5 separate regions of the Homo sapiens genome follow, and regions 1, 3, 4 and 5 are each linked to region 2. A link is a contact called in ENCODE Hi-C or POLR2A ChIA-PET data. All regions are on one chromosome and are shown on one strand. The core of a region is the stretch at or near the end of the contact, and the rest is flanking DNA. Distances in the headings are between cores, read along the strand shown. Region 1 has its middle 19 kb from the start of LINC02205. Region 2 overlaps PCAT29 (prostate cancer associated transcript 29). Region 3 has its middle 190 kb from the start of LINC02205. Region 4 has its middle 160 kb from the start of TLE3. Region 5 has its middle 43 kb from the start of LINC02205.

Region 1 (2,700 bases), core at 120-2,619, 820 kb after region 2:
TTTGTCATTCAGACAAACCCACTGCCGTTCCAGTGTGGACTCCAGAGTGCTATCCCCACTGTGTTGACTCAAGATTTTGGGGTGTTTTGTTTCAGTGGCACCTCCATATGTCATATTGCCCATTTCTCTTCTGCTCAAGACAGTGAGGTTGAAACTCCAAGCCTCATTACAGAGCATTTGCTGGGCTATCTCTGAACCATTGCACAGCCTTGCCTCCTGTAGAGAAGAGGTACAACCCAAGTGTCCCACAATGGATAATTAGATAAAGATACCATGATATCTTTATCTATCTATCTATACACACACACACACATACACACACACACACACACACACACACACACAATGGAATTCCATTTAGCCATAAAAAAAAATGGAATCCTGTCATTTGAAGCAATGTGGATGAACCTGGAGGACATTAAGTTAAGTGAAATAAGTCAGGCCCAGAAAGATACATACCACACAATCTCATTCATATGCAGAATCTAAAAAGTTGATCTCGTAGAAGTAGAGAGTAGAATGGTGGTTACTAGAGACTGGAGAGGAGAGGGCGAGGAGGCATGGTGAGAGGTTGGTCAATAGGTACAAAGCTACAATCAGGTAGCAGGAATAAGTTCTGCTGTTCTATTACACAGGAGGGTGACTATGGTTACAATATTATATTGTATATTTTAGAGTAGCTAGAAGAGAGGATTGTGAATGTTCTCACCACTAAGAAATGATAATGTACGCGGTGATAGATGTACCAAATACCCTGACTTGATCATTACAGAATGTATACATGTATAAAAACATCACACTGTACCCCATGAATATGTACAATTATTGTGTCAATTTAAAAATTAAAAATAAATAAGTAAATAAAGGCATGGACAATTAACAAGAAGACACAGCCAACTCACTCCCACCTTGCCCAGCTGGAAAGTGTTGAAAGATCCTGAGATTCTGATGCCATGAGCTCAGCTGCACAGGAGGGCATGGGAGAGAGAGGCGGAAGCAAAGTGTCCGGCAACTTCCCTTTGGGCCTCATCTTCTCCACTGAAAAATGGGTAGATCTGCCTCTGGGAAGGGTCATACAACTCCAAGCAGCTGGAGTCTACCTCCCTGCAGATAGTTCCTACCCAGGGGCAGCTATGAGCCTGGCCTGTGAAGTGGAGAGAGGGAAGAAATTCTTCTTGAGGTTGGACATTCTCAGCCCATGGCCACCATGTGTCAGCTGAAGGGAAGCAAGCCAGGGAGTTCAAATAGAGAAACAGGAAGAAAGCAAACCAACCCATCTCCCTGGTTTCCCCCACGCCGCTGCAATGCACTAGAGGATGAACCAGCTCGTTCTCTTCACTTCTTTTTCTCTTGGTGGTAGCGGTAGGGCCAGAGGGTGAGTAAGCCAGAAGGTTCCCCAGTGTGGTCTCGGTTAAGGTTACTGGATACTTGCTTCAGTCCCATGGGTGATGAGTTCAGTGTCAACTCACACCTACCCCACCCCACCCCTGGAGGCCCTCTCCTGGGTTTTTCTTTCCTCTCCCAAGTTCAAGTCAAAACATGGTCAACCCCCCACACTTCCCTCACCCCTGGCCCGGCCCAACCAGCCCCTAACCAGAGCACAGGGCGCAGTCCATAACCACATCTTGCAACATGATTCACTGCGTCTGTGGAGGGACTGATGCAATTGTGGGTGAGGAGTCATTTCTACTGATGGGGAAACCACAGCAACCTGGCCAGGGGTGGGAGGGCAATCCATGGGGACCTACCCTGAGACAGGCCGCGATCAAGAACCCTCAGCGTCCCCAGAGCAACCCAGCCACACCATGACTGAGGCCAGAGAGCAGAGGCCCAGGACATGCTGTCCTCCTGCGGAGAGGCAGTAGGCTGGGGGCCGGGAGGAAGGCAGGGGTCTTGGCAAGAGAGGGACTGTTCAAAGACAGCAACTCTTCCAGGAACCCCCAGAGTGATCCATCTTTCTCTGTGAGCAACATGGACGTGTGAGGTTCTTGGAGGAGGCCAGGAAACCACAAGCAGGAAAATCGCTTTCTCTGGGTGCTGGGTCCGTGCCTGGACCAAAGATTGAAGCCACATTGCTGCTCACTGCACTACATGGGAAGCACACACACATGCCTGGAGAGCATGTACTCCCACCGCCAGAGCAGGTGCCCAGGAGACACACAGAACTGAATCTGAAATTGCAGGGGCCCAGCAGCCTACATGCTGTGGCCTGGATCAGCTGGGCACACCTGCCTTGGGTGCCTGATCTACTGTTCATTTCCAATGCCCAGCTCAGCCACCTGCCCAGTGGACCCTGCGCTTATCCCTCTGGCTATGTGAGCTCAAGCCAGCAATTTCCCCTCTCTGGACTGCCCTCTCTCTCTTCCGAACCCTAGTGCTCACTTCTGCAACTTAGCAAGGGATTATATGATGCCCCGTGACAACACTTGCTCTTTCCCTGTGTTTCTATCTTATTTCTCCATTTTCATCATAAGCTATTCTAGACAGGGCTGGGCTAGCCTCGAGAAGTTATCCCTGCCCCACCTCTACTCACTGATCTTGACGCATCTCTGCAGAGGAGGTATTTTTACCCTATTCCACTGAAGAAGAAACTTAGGCCCAGGAGGTAATAGAGCCAACAAGGACACTAGTAAGGGGCAGACTTGGAGCTAAGACTCAAATGCGCTTCAAAACCCCTGCCCAGCATTCTCTCCAAACCCC
Region 2 (2,838 bases), core at 188-2,687:
GTTTAAGGATGAGGAAACAGAGACCTGGAGAGAAGCGACTTCCTGATGTCGCCCTTTGTGTCTGTGGCAGTGGTGAGGCTCAAACCTGTCTTCTGGTTGATAAGCCAGGCCCCACCTCCCATGCCCAGACAGCAGAGGCTGCCCGAGGAGCTGCTTGTTTGTTTGCCCTGCTATTCCCAGCAACCTGCCAGCAAACTGTCTCTGCTTCTCTGCTCTGCTCTGTGCCCCAGGAGGGGACCTCTAAGGGCTGCCCATGCCTCTGACCACTGCCTGGGCTTGGCCAGCGGGAGATACCAGAATGAGAAGCAACAGTGGGAGGAGAGAGGGGCTGGGCTATTTCTCCTCTGCTTCTCCCTCTGGGACGTGTGTCTCGGAAGAGCTGCCTCCCTCTGTGACTGCGCTCCTGTGGGGCGGCCCCTCCTCCACGGCCCCCACTCCTGCTGGTCTCTGGCCATGACATCCTGCCCTGCCCTGTAGATGCGGGCTGCGGACAGCTGTCAGCTGTTCTAGTCCAGGAGTCTCCCCATCCCTTTTGGATTTCCTTAACCCTGCCTAACTCAGTCACAAGCCCCTCCATCTGTGTCTCTTCATTTGAGCCACCTGGGGGGAATTCTGTTTCCTGTGGGGACCTCGAATGATACTGGGGTGGACCCATTCTTTATTGAGGACCTACGCTGGCAGCCATCTGCCTAAAGGCACACACTGGGAGGAAGGAGTCCAGACCTCCCAGGGTAGCACACATCCCTCTGGGAGGGTCCACCATTCACCCGGCTTGCTTTCCTGGCCACTGACACCCCTCCCCAGGCCCCACCGCAAGTCTTTGTACACCACCTTAGTGGAGTCTCGTGTGTGGCCCTGTGAGGCAGGGTCTGGCTAGGCCCTCTAAGGGATGTGGAAACGGAGGCCCAGGGAGGCTGGGGCTCTTCCCTAGGGTCACCCAACTTTGCACAGCAGAGTCCAGTTCCAAATGTGGGGCTAGCTGGCTCCAGTGCTGAGCAACTTCCTCTGTGCTGTGTGGGAGGTTCGTCTTGCTCATGTAGCTCACGTAGAACACACACACACACACACACACACACACGTGCACACACAGGCACAAATGACTAAATGCTTTTAAGGAGCTGTAGGAGAGTATGGGCAGGGATGCAAGGCCAGAAGTGAGGAGGGTTAGACGTGGCAGGGAGGGCTGGGTAAATCCAGGAGGGCATTTTGGAGGAGGTCAATAAGTCCTGGAGATGATTGGAAACCGCGTGGAAGCATATAGCCAGGAACTCTCTAACCGCGCCTCGGTAGACTGGTTGCACTGAATCACCAGGTTGGGTGGGGTTTAGGGGTATGCTTTAAAATTAGACTCCCAGGCCTCATCTCTAACATATAGAATCAGAATCTCTGGGGATGCAGTCCAAGAATCTGTTTTGTTTTGCTTTGATATGCAACTAGTCGTGGGAGCCACAAACTCTTCCCACTTCCCCATTTTACGTGCTGGGGAAGTATGTAAAGGAAGTAGAGAGAGGCCTAGGGACTTGCTCAGGGTCTCACAACAACCAATTCCAAAGCCAGGGCTGGCACCCAGGCCCCTTGGTTCCCAGCTCGGTGCTCATCCGACTGCTCATTCACCCTCGGGCTTCTCAGTGGGCAGGGTGGAAACACAGCTTCCTTAGATGATGGTCTCAGCCTCCTCCTCCCCCCGCCCCAGCCACCCTGCAGCCGGTTCTCAAGATGGCAAGTGGGGGGTGGATGAAGGTGGTGGCAAAGCGAGAAAGCGCCTGGAATAACACGACATTTTGAAATGTGAATCACTGGCACTTTCTGTTTTCTCCTGTTCCCCCTCTGCACCCTCCCATTCCCGCCCCCCCCCCCCCCCCGCCGACCAGGCACTCTCTGAGCTGTAGGAACGCTAGGCCTGGACATCCACCCAGCGTGTGGAACCAGCTGGGGAAGCCACCTGCGTGCAAGAGTGGGTGGAGTCTGAGATGAGAGCAGAGACTGGGGCTCTGGGCCTACTGCTGTCCCTTCTTGCTGTGTGACTTTGGGCAAGGCACTGTACCTCTCTGGACCTCAGCACTGGGATGCTCACCATAAGGCTTGTCAATACCCTTGGGCTGCCACATGGTGGGGGTGGGGGCCCTGCAGGACCTAGTCTATCCTGAATCCCTCTTCTGCCCTCCTGTCCTGACATTCCATCGCTCGTGTTCCGGTCTTTTGAACCCTGAGTAACAGGAGCCCAGGACGGTGCTGGTGGGAGGGTGCTGGGAAAGGGGGAAGCTGGGGAGGGGGCAGTTAGGGCTGCCAAGTGGAACAGGGGCCACTCAGCCGCTGAATGAGTGTCTGGACTCCCACCCCCAGACACTTCCTCCACATTCCCTCAACTCAGGAGCTAATGATTCAAAAACAGAGGTCAGCTCCTGGCTCCATGTTGACATGCAGGTACAGGGCAGAGCAAGCCAATGGTACCCTGGACCTCAGGGGGCTTGTGCCCTCTGTGGTGTGAAAGGTCACTGGGCATTTCTTAAGTGCCTCCAGCGCCAGGGCTTCTCCTCAGGCACCAAGGAGTGAGTTGGCTCTGTGTGTGTTTGTGTCCCCATCCCCAGATCAGGCCTGACTCACCCCGTGTCCCCACAGTCCAACACAGTGCTGGGTGCACAGCAGGGGCCCCAGGGACATCCCTGCATGGAATTTGTGCTGCCTGGCCAGGACCTCGTCAGCCTCAGCAGGCAGGAGCCTTGGTCCCAAGAGGATTGCCTTTGGGCAAGGCTTTTTTTCAGGCCCTCAGTGACCACATTTCTAAAATTGTGGTAGTGGCCAGTTTCATAGGCTGAGGAGCTCTTTCTGCTCTCCCTC
Region 3 (2,700 bases), core at 84-2,583, 650 kb after region 2:
ATTACCTGGAGAAACTTAAATGTTTGTTTTTTTTGTTATTTAAATTAATTTATATGAAAATTACTTCTAGAATTTTCCTTTTCACATTTCCCTATCATCTTGTCCTCAGCCTTTTCATAACGACTTGTAGTCATGCCCAGGAACCAGCTGGTTGCACTGTGCTGTGATATAACATGCCCGTGGTGCCCTGGGCAGTGCAGAGATCCAGACAGCTATAGGTGGCTACCAGCAGATCCACCACAGCTCTGGCCTTCCAGTTCAGACACTGAAGTCCCCTGTAAAAATGGAAACGTGAGTGGGAAGCACATAAAGTCATCATGGTCCATGCCTTCCTGAACCAACGAGAGAGAATTGATTTCTTGGATTGATAACAGGTATTTGGCTAGGCCCCAAAGTAGGGGTGGCCTCAGTTTGGGAAGCAACAAGAGGGAGGAGAATAGGACTGGGCCTTGGGGCTGCATGTGGTACAGACAGGAAGGGATTCAGACCTTCGCGGTGAGTTCAGTAGTTTAGAAGAGGCCACAGTTAGGGTGGCTGAGGGGTGAACTCTTGTTGTCATCAGTGAAAACACTCTGAGATCCAGGGACAACATACGAGCGTCTGTAGTGGGTATGTTCAGAAAAGGCTTAAAAACTGATTGAGGATCAAGAGCCCCTGCTTCCCACAAGATAAAATCCCCACTGCTCAGCCTGGCATACAAGATCCCTCTTGATCTATCTAGTGGCCTATATCTCTATCTTTATTTTTATCTGTAAAATAGCTTTTTTAAGCCCGTGATCTGAAGATATGGAAAGCATATGCATTAAATTTGCAGATGACTCAAAGCTGGAGGGGATGAGAGAATTAAGGTTCAAGATGATCTCGACAGTCAAGAATGCTGGGTCAAAAGCAACCAGATGAAATGTAGCATCAATAAATCTAATGTCTTGAATGTAGTTTCCAAAAATCAGTTGCACAAGAACAGGATGAGAGCAACCTGGCTGGACTGCAATTCACATAAAAAAAGATCAGGAGGTTTTAGTCTGCCTCAAGTTCAACGTGAGCCAGCTGAGTGATGTGGCGGGCTGGGGAGGGAAAAGAAACTTACAAAACACTCAAGCGAAAGCTTATGTTGCATTAACCCTTGGTGATGAGGGGAGAGAAAGAGATGATACTCTTTGTCATGGAGTGCGATACCCAGAAGGGATACTAACTTTAAGAACTGATCCTTACTGAGAACTCAACATGCACCAGGAAGTACATCAGTTCATAAAATCTTCACAACATCTCTACGAGGTTACAGGCCAGGAGAGCAGGGTGCAGAGGGTGGATTTGCTTGCTTGTCCTAGCTCACACAGCTAGTGGGTGGTGGATCCGTGCTCTTGACCACCCCACTCTGTTGCCTTTCTGTTAGACAACACCTTGTCTACTTTCTCTTCCCCATTTCACAGATGAGGAGACAGGACCGGAACTGTGAGGACAATCTGTCTATAGTTAGGCAGTGAGCTGACTGCAGACTCAGGCTCTCCTGGGACCCTCTTCAGTCCTCCTTCCCTCTGCCATGCTGGTTGGTTGCCATCCTGTTAGAGGGTTGAATACTTACGCTTAAAGATCTAAAGACTTCATTAAATTTCATGTGGCACTTACTCCACAATGTATCCCACCTTACCCTGCCTTATCACACATAGTATAATGCAGAAGATTTAGTTATTCCTCTGTCCTGCGGAGTCCCACTCAAGGACGACAATTACCATGGCTCATTGAACTCCAGTGAGATATTCACAGTACAGAGGACATTGAGACCCTCACGGTACGACCCTCTACTATGTGTCTCCGTTTATGTTTCTAGGTGTTTTTAAAAATGGTTTTCCAGTTAAACTGCTCATGGCCACCTCTCAGTCTTTGACTTCTTTCTAATTTGTCATAATTAACTAGGCTTTCAAATTAAACAGAACATTAATTGTGTATCTGCTATGTGCCAGGCACATTGCCAGGTCTTCCAAATATATTATCTCAGTTAAAATTATAACAACCTCGTGAGGTGGGTTACTGTTATCCTGATATCACAAAGAGAAAATTGACTGAATAGGGTGACCAACATGTGCTAATTTGCCCAGAATGGAGTGATCTCCTAGGACATGGGATTTGCGGTTTTAAAACCAGGACAGACCAGGGCAATTTGGGATTGGTTAGTCACCTTAGACACTAACTTTCCTGAGGTCACACAGCTAGAAAGTGGCTGAGCCAGGATTTAAAATCAGTTCTCCTGATACTAAATAAAATCTTGGCAGAAATGAATGTAAAGGAAGAGTAAATAATAGACTCCGGGTGACTTTCTGGCCTCTGCTCAGCGTCCTTAAAGACTTGTTTTGCTTACTTCCTTATTTTCAGTTCTATGTCAGAAAACCAGGTTCCTCCATATGTGAAACAAAGAGGAGAGTATCTACTTCCTGGGGCAGTTCTGAGCCCTGAGTGTTTAGAAAGAACTTGGCTAGCATTGCAGGGGTTCAAGAAGACTTCATTCCTTCCCTCTTCTCTGGCTTACATGGCCTGGATAGCTAAGCTGAGTTTTAGAGATGAGGAATTAATGGCACAGGGCTCAGATCTTAGAAAGCAATTCAACTGTAGTGCTGTGATGAATTTGGGGGTATCGTATGTTAAGACAGACATTGACCAACTAGGATGTGTTGGACATGGCAAGGAAAGGTGACCCCAGTGATG
Region 4 (2,890 bases), core at 165-2,664, 590 kb after region 2:
GCTTCCTCATGACAGGAAGGACTGGGTAGTGACACAGGACACATGGGGGCAGGGGCACAAAGCGACTTCCGTGAGACCTAGCTCAGGGAGCTGGTCATATGGCCTAGCAAGGATGGCTCCTCAGGCTGGGCTCGTGGTCTCCCATCTCACTGGGTGTCTGAGACTCAGGTATTGCTGGGTGGTTGGGGGAGCTGCAGCGTTTCCTTACCCAGGGGCCATCTGAGGGGTTCAGGCTTGAGTGCTTTTGGTCCTGCATTTCCTGAGCACCTGCCAGGTGCGAGGCACCCACAACTTCATTGCTCCCACAAACTTCCTGCAGGTAGACCTCATTGCTCTACATTTCAGGTGAGAAAAACTAAGTCTCAGAGAAGTTAACTAACTGCCCAGGGTCCACAGCCAAGGGAAAGCAGAGCAGGGTGGAAACCCTAAGTCACCATCTGTGAGCTGGTGCTCACACACGTGGTGGTCCTCCACCACGCCATGTCCCTTGGCCACCTGGGGCTCATCTTTTAGAGGGAAAAGCTGTGAGCTGGGTGCTCCTCCACTACTCCATGTCCCTTGGCCACCTGGGGCTCTTCTTTTAGAGGGAAAAACAGAGGGACAGAGAGGATAAATAAACCGAGGGGCCATTTAACAAAGTGGTGAAGGGCTCTGGACCAGACTGGGTTCAAATCCTGGTTCCGCCACTCAGTAGCCAGTGGCCCCAGGTGAGTTATTTAACCTCTCTTTGCCTCGGTTTCCTCATCTGTAACATGGAGACAGTGGGTCCTAACTCAGGTGCTGCCAGGACGTTAAGAGTTGCATGCTTGGCACAGCGCCAGAAACGTGGCGAGTACTTGGTGGTCGTCAGCTGCCACTGCTGCCATGACAGGTAGACAGCATGGTAGTCAGAAGCCGGGCATCCCTTGCTCCACCCCTGACTCTCCTGCCTGCACAAGATGCAGCCCTCTCCTCTCGGAGCCCTTCTTAGAGGAAGCTTGCGGGGTGGTGTGTGTTTCTCTCACTGAGTCTGAAGCCGACCTCAACCCCAGCCTGAGCCAAATGTCACCGGAAAGGCATGGCCTGTGGTTTGCTGACGCCCCCGCCTCACCAGCCCTGGAAGCCTGCTGTGCTCTTGGGGCCCCAAAGGCAGAGGGCCTGGCTGGGCCAGCTCATGAGGTTGGAGGCTCTAGAAACCAGGCGGAAGGGACGAGGGTGGCAACCAGATTGGGTCCTCAGTGAGGGGCTGGAGAGGTGAGTGGTTAGAGCAGGTCAGGCTGTGCAGAGGGCCCAGGCCGTCTGGGGTGCTGGGCCATTTGTCCATCTTTCTGCCTACTTGTTCTTCCCTCTGCCTGGGAATTCCTCACGTGTGAGTTTCTCGCTTCTAAGGCAGCTGCCACTTACTGGTTTTCCTGCTCCTCGGCAGCCAGAGCTCAGTCACGTGACCTCAGCTCTGCTAGCAGATATGCTCACGTGGGACCTCAGCCTGCAGTCAGGCGTCTGAAGAAGCAGATGCTGTGAGACCCCCGTCCAGCAGGAGTGCCAGCTGCTGGGCCCCCTCTCCCAGGGGCAGCTGTGGGCGGGACTCAGGGTTGGCACCCGGTGCCCAGCGTCCATGGTAGAAAGTGTGCTGGCTGAGAGTACCGTGGTGACCCCATGGCCAGTCCTACAGGGTGGCTTTAGGATTGGGTCCTGGTGGTGTGGCCTTTATGTTTGGGTCTCTAGTCCTCGCAGAGACTGACCAAGGGCTCAACTGAAAATCATTTAATAAATGCCTTTTTTCCTTAAACAGATGGGATTTCTGTTGTTTCTTCTGTCCTGTGTGCCTCCCCCACTCCCTATCTAATGGATTATCTTTGGGGAAATTCAAACGGGCTTCTGAAGGACAGCTCCATGCTGTGCTTTTTGTGCCTGGCATTTATACAGATGAAATCAAGTTGAAATCAACATGGAGGGCTGCCTTGACCTGGAGGTGTGTGTGTGCCCGCATGTGCACGGGTGTAGCCACAAAATGAGGATGTGCAGCTTGAGAATGGGGTGTGAGAGAGGTGGGTGCAATCTCAATGCCTGGCCGTGAGGCAGGTGGGTTTGGGACTGAGTGTGTGAAGCCATGTTCTTCCTGTACCAACTGCTGCCTCCCCATTTCTGCATCCTGGTGCAGGGCCTTGGGCTTCTAACTCCCACCGTCTACCGGGACCTGAGCAGCACCAACCACAAGAGGGCAGACAGACAGACCACCCACAGGCTACCTCCGGGCCTCCTCTGGATGACCAACTCCTTTATGCCCAGGCCTGTGTCAAGCACTGGGTAGGGCTGGGGTAAGGCTGGGGAAAAAAAACCAGTAGGGACTCATTGCATTATAGGATTCCAGGGAGGGAAGGTACCTGTGTGACCATGCATTGTGCTTTAGCCACAGTGCTTTGCTTTCCAGTAAAATCTATTTCAGCCCAACCAAAGCCAAGCTGTTCTGGGGGGCATCTCCCCAGCCCTTCCCAAGGACTCTGCACACCAGGACCAGACAATGATCTTTGTTTCAGAGAAAGGAAACTGCAACCTGGAGGTGGGTGGTGACTTGCTCAAGATCTCCCAGTGAGTTACCCACACAGCTCCCTCTAGTCTCCAGGGTAGAGAGTTTATGTGCATATGTGCGTGAGCGTGCAGACACACACAGGCACATATGTGCACACTCAGACAATGGACTGCGTGAAGGGTCTTCACCCTCTGTCTTCCACAAGGCCTGCTGTCCCCTCTGCTGGCCTAGACACTGACCACACTCATTCTGCTGCTGCAGTCCAGAGAGTCCTGTTCTCAGGTCCTAGGGGCTTTCACAGCCAGGCCACAACATCAGCAAAGGAGAACATTCCAGAAGTCTGGTGCGGCAGCCCTAGGGTTGGAGTTTCATGGGTTGGAA
Region 5 (2,700 bases), core at 195-2,694, 800 kb after region 2:
TCAACCCAGGGATCCATGGGAGGGCCACCCTGGCATCAACAGCAGGGGCCATGGAGTCCTCAAAGGGAGAAATCACTGTGGACAGCTGGCCAGAGCACAGCCTTGAAGGATGGGCTTGTCCAATGATGAATCAAGAGACCTTGGTCTGAGCCTTGTATTTTACAGGGCACCCAGGAGGTTCCCTGGGGATGGAATTTAGAAGGGTGAAGAGAGTGAAGAGGAAATGGGATGGTGTTCTAAGCAGGGAGGAAAGCATGGGCAAAGGTGTGGAAGCTAAACACTTCCTGAGCCAAAAGGGAGTCCTGTTGGGTCATACTGGGGAACACTCAGGGGAGTAATTAGAAACTGGATTGGATGAAGAAGGTAAGACCAGGCTAGGGAAGTCCCTTGAGAGAAAAGCAGAGGCTTTGGACTTGAAACTCGAGGCCAGGCATTGGCAACTATAGCCTGAGGGCCAAATCTGGCCCACTGCCTATTTTTATAAATAAAGTTTTATTGGAACAGAGCCACACTCATTCATTTGGTATCATCTATGGCTGTTTTTGAGCAACAAGAGTGGAGATGAGTAGTTGTGGCAGAGACCACATGGCCTGCAAAGCCTATAATATTTATCCTCTGGCCCTTTACAGAAAATGCTTGCTGGCCACTGCTGTAGGTGGGCACAGCCAGTCAATGAGGCTTTTCAGCAGCCACCAAGATGGTAAAGACAAGCCTAGCAGTGGCTGAAGGACAGGGTGTATTCTAAGAGGAAGGAGAAAAGTGCCTAACTTCTATTGAGTTCCTGCCCTATGATTTTCCTTCACCCACATTATCATTGTTACTTCTCCTAACCACCCTGCCCAGAAGCTGTTACTATCTCCATTTCAGAGATGAGGAAAATGGGGTCCGGAGAGGTTAAGTGACTTACTCAAGGTTACCCAGTGCTTCAGGGCAGAACTGAGATTTAATTTCAAGTCGGTCAGATTCCAAAGTCAACGTTCTTCCCACCACACCTCATTGCCTTTCAGGGCACTGAATATCCCAGGTGGGAGGGGACAGCCCCAAGTCAATGAATTGGCTACTGTGTGTCACAGCCTGCAACAGTCCAAACTGGGGAGATGGTACGTGTTTCACTTCCCTGAGAACAAATGTAGAGGCCAAGTCTGATCTGCAGAGGGGACTTCTGCCCAGGGTTCTTCCAGCAATTGCTCTCAACTTGTTCAAACATGGACTCCACCCTGTCCCCTCCACCCCATGCCTCCGGAGGCACTGGCTCTGCCAGGAATGCATATCGTTCCATCTTCCCCCAGCCTCATCTCACAGCCAGATGCTAAAGGCAGTTGGGAGATACCATCTCCCCATCTACAAAACACACACACACACACACACACACACACACACACACAAGGGTTGGAAGGCCTGCATGGTGTCACCCACAAGAGATGACCCAGTTGATTTGCAGTGAAATTGCAACACAGCCTCTGCTTCCACCCCAGCTGATCCTAAGCCCTGGAGCAGAGGGGAGCTGGCCTTGTTTCCACCCCTAGCCTGGCTCCTGTTCCTCTCGTGACTAATTCAGATCCTCATCTGACAGCCACCCATGACCACTTCATCCAGAGAGGCCCCAACAGACCTGCTTCTTGGTTTTGCGGTCAAACTGGTTCTTGAAACTTCCCCAGAGGTCCAGCAGGGTTTACTCTGTCTGTGGGGAACTGTAACTGGCTGCCCCTTGGGGTTGAGCTGGTTGAGGACTTGAGAAACCATGAGAAGGAGGTCAGGAAAGTACAACTTCTACCTGAGACCTTGGTTATCTGTATGGTGTGTAAGACAATAGGAATCCACCCAGTAGATCCCAATGGATGGGTCTGTTCCTTATCAGCTCCCCATTGGCCCAGAAGCCAGGCCAGATAAGCCTCTGACCCCAGTGTTTCTATCAGGAAATGAACACAAATATAGGCAGACAACCTCCCCAGAGTAGGTGGGAGGAACCCTGTGACCCCCTAGGCTCATTGGCTGGCTCTAACGAGCAATTGCTACACCCTCCTACTCTCTTGCCTTGGGAAACAGTTAGAGTTACCTGTCAGCTCCAGGGGAGACTAGACCCACACCTACTCATGAGCTGGGGTGTAGCTCTTCTGGATGCAGAGGGAGAGGACAGAATGAGAGACACCTGCCCATGCTACCCACCAGCCTTCCTCAGACATGGTTGCCAGCTCCTTGTCACAGCCCCACTTTGTTCTGCTGTGACCACAGTGTGTGCTCACATAGGAGAGTAGAAGGAAAAAGACCAAGAGAGGATAAGGCAAACAAGATTTCATGAGCATCTATTATGTGCCAAGCTCAAAGCTGGGCACACACAAGCATCATCATTTTTTTTCCTTATGCAGTGACACATCCATGATTTTTTAGACTCTGCGTGTGCATCATTAAGACACAGCATAACATAAACGTGAAAGGCAGCTGCAGAGACAGCCCTTCCTAGATCCCTGCTCTGCTGCTAACTATCTGCGTGGTCGCAGTTTACACATCTATCACATAGGAACTAAACAATAATAATTATTTCATACGGTAATTACAACGATTGAATGAGGTCATTTATATAAAGTACTTGGAATAATGCCTGACACATTGAGAATAAAATAGTAGTGTTAATTGTGATTTTTTTTTTATCATTACCCTCTTTTACAGCTGAGGAAATCAGACAGGGCTAGTGACCTATGT

The links. Hi-C counts contacts between places; a loop is a spot of excess contacts on that map. ChIA-PET counts read pairs that join two places held with the same protein, here RNA polymerase II (POLR2A). Pooled maps may share reads with other maps.
Region 1: a loop to region 2 is called in a map with no recorded cell type, with 7 times the contacts of the local background. The contact joins two enhancer-like sites. A Hi-C loop is called at or near these places in 33 of 37 single-sample maps with no recorded cell type and 6 of 50 pooled maps. POLR2A ChIA-PET finds 5 or more read pairs at or near these places in 3 of 52 experiments (B cell, activated B cell and activated T-cell).
Region 3: a map with no recorded cell type shows a loop between it and region 2 (9-fold over the local background). The contact joins two enhancer-like sites. A Hi-C loop is called at or near these places in 14 of 37 single-sample maps with no recorded cell type and 5 of 50 pooled maps.
Region 4: a loop to region 2 is called in a pooled map, with 4 times the contacts of the local background. The contact joins two enhancer-like sites. A Hi-C loop is called at or near these places in 6 of 37 single-sample maps with no recorded cell type and 4 of 50 pooled maps. POLR2A ChIA-PET finds 5 or more read pairs at or near these places in 1 of 52 experiments (OCI-LY7).
Region 5: a loop to region 2 is called in a pooled map, with 8 times the contacts of the local background. The contact joins two enhancer-like sites. A Hi-C loop is called at or near these places in 7 of 37 single-sample maps with no recorded cell type and 6 of 50 pooled maps. POLR2A ChIA-PET finds 5 or more read pairs at or near these places in 2 of 52 experiments (B cell and activated B cell).

Annotation. Positions count from the first base shown.
Region 1 is chr15:70,485,247-70,487,946 of GRCh38, forward strand. No RefSeq gene overlaps it. Among named protein-coding and RNA genes, the nearest start is that of LINC02205, 19 kb to the right of the region's middle. RefSeq lists an enhancer at 1,491-1,550. Within about 2 kb of position 1,370, at least 8 of the 41 ENCODE cell types and tissues checked have a DNase peak (open chromatin) inside an H3K27ac peak, as active enhancers do.
Region 2 is chr15:69,665,599-69,668,436 of GRCh38, forward strand. All of the region lies in intron 1 of PCAT29 (prostate cancer associated transcript 29), which reads left to right. Among named protein-coding and RNA genes, the nearest start is that of PCAT29, 75 kb to the left of the region's middle. RefSeq lists enhancers at 1-77, 694-1,308, 749-798, 829-878. Within about 2 kb of position 1,438, at least 11 of the 41 ENCODE cell types and tissues checked have a DNase peak (open chromatin) inside an H3K27ac peak, as active enhancers do.
Region 3 is chr15:70,318,283-70,320,982 of GRCh38, forward strand. No RefSeq gene overlaps it. Among named protein-coding and RNA genes, the nearest start is that of LINC02205, 190 kb to the right of the region's middle. Within about 2 kb of position 1,334, at least 10 of the 41 ENCODE cell types and tissues checked have a DNase peak (open chromatin) inside an H3K27ac peak, as active enhancers do.
Region 4 is chr15:70,257,742-70,260,631 of GRCh38, forward strand. No RefSeq gene overlaps it. Among named protein-coding and RNA genes, the nearest start is that of TLE3, 160 kb to the left of the region's middle. RefSeq lists enhancers at 1,185-1,274, 2,333-2,412, 2,443-2,662 and a silencer at 1,963-2,122. Within about 2 kb of position 1,415, at least 11 of the 41 ENCODE cell types and tissues checked have a DNase peak (open chromatin) inside an H3K27ac peak, as active enhancers do.
Region 5 is chr15:70,461,692-70,464,391 of GRCh38, forward strand. No RefSeq gene overlaps it. Among named protein-coding and RNA genes, the nearest start is that of LINC02205, 43 kb to the right of the region's middle. RefSeq lists an enhancer at 1,162-1,241. Within about 2 kb of position 1,445, at least 6 of the 41 ENCODE cell types and tissues checked have a DNase peak (open chromatin) inside an H3K27ac peak, as active enhancers do.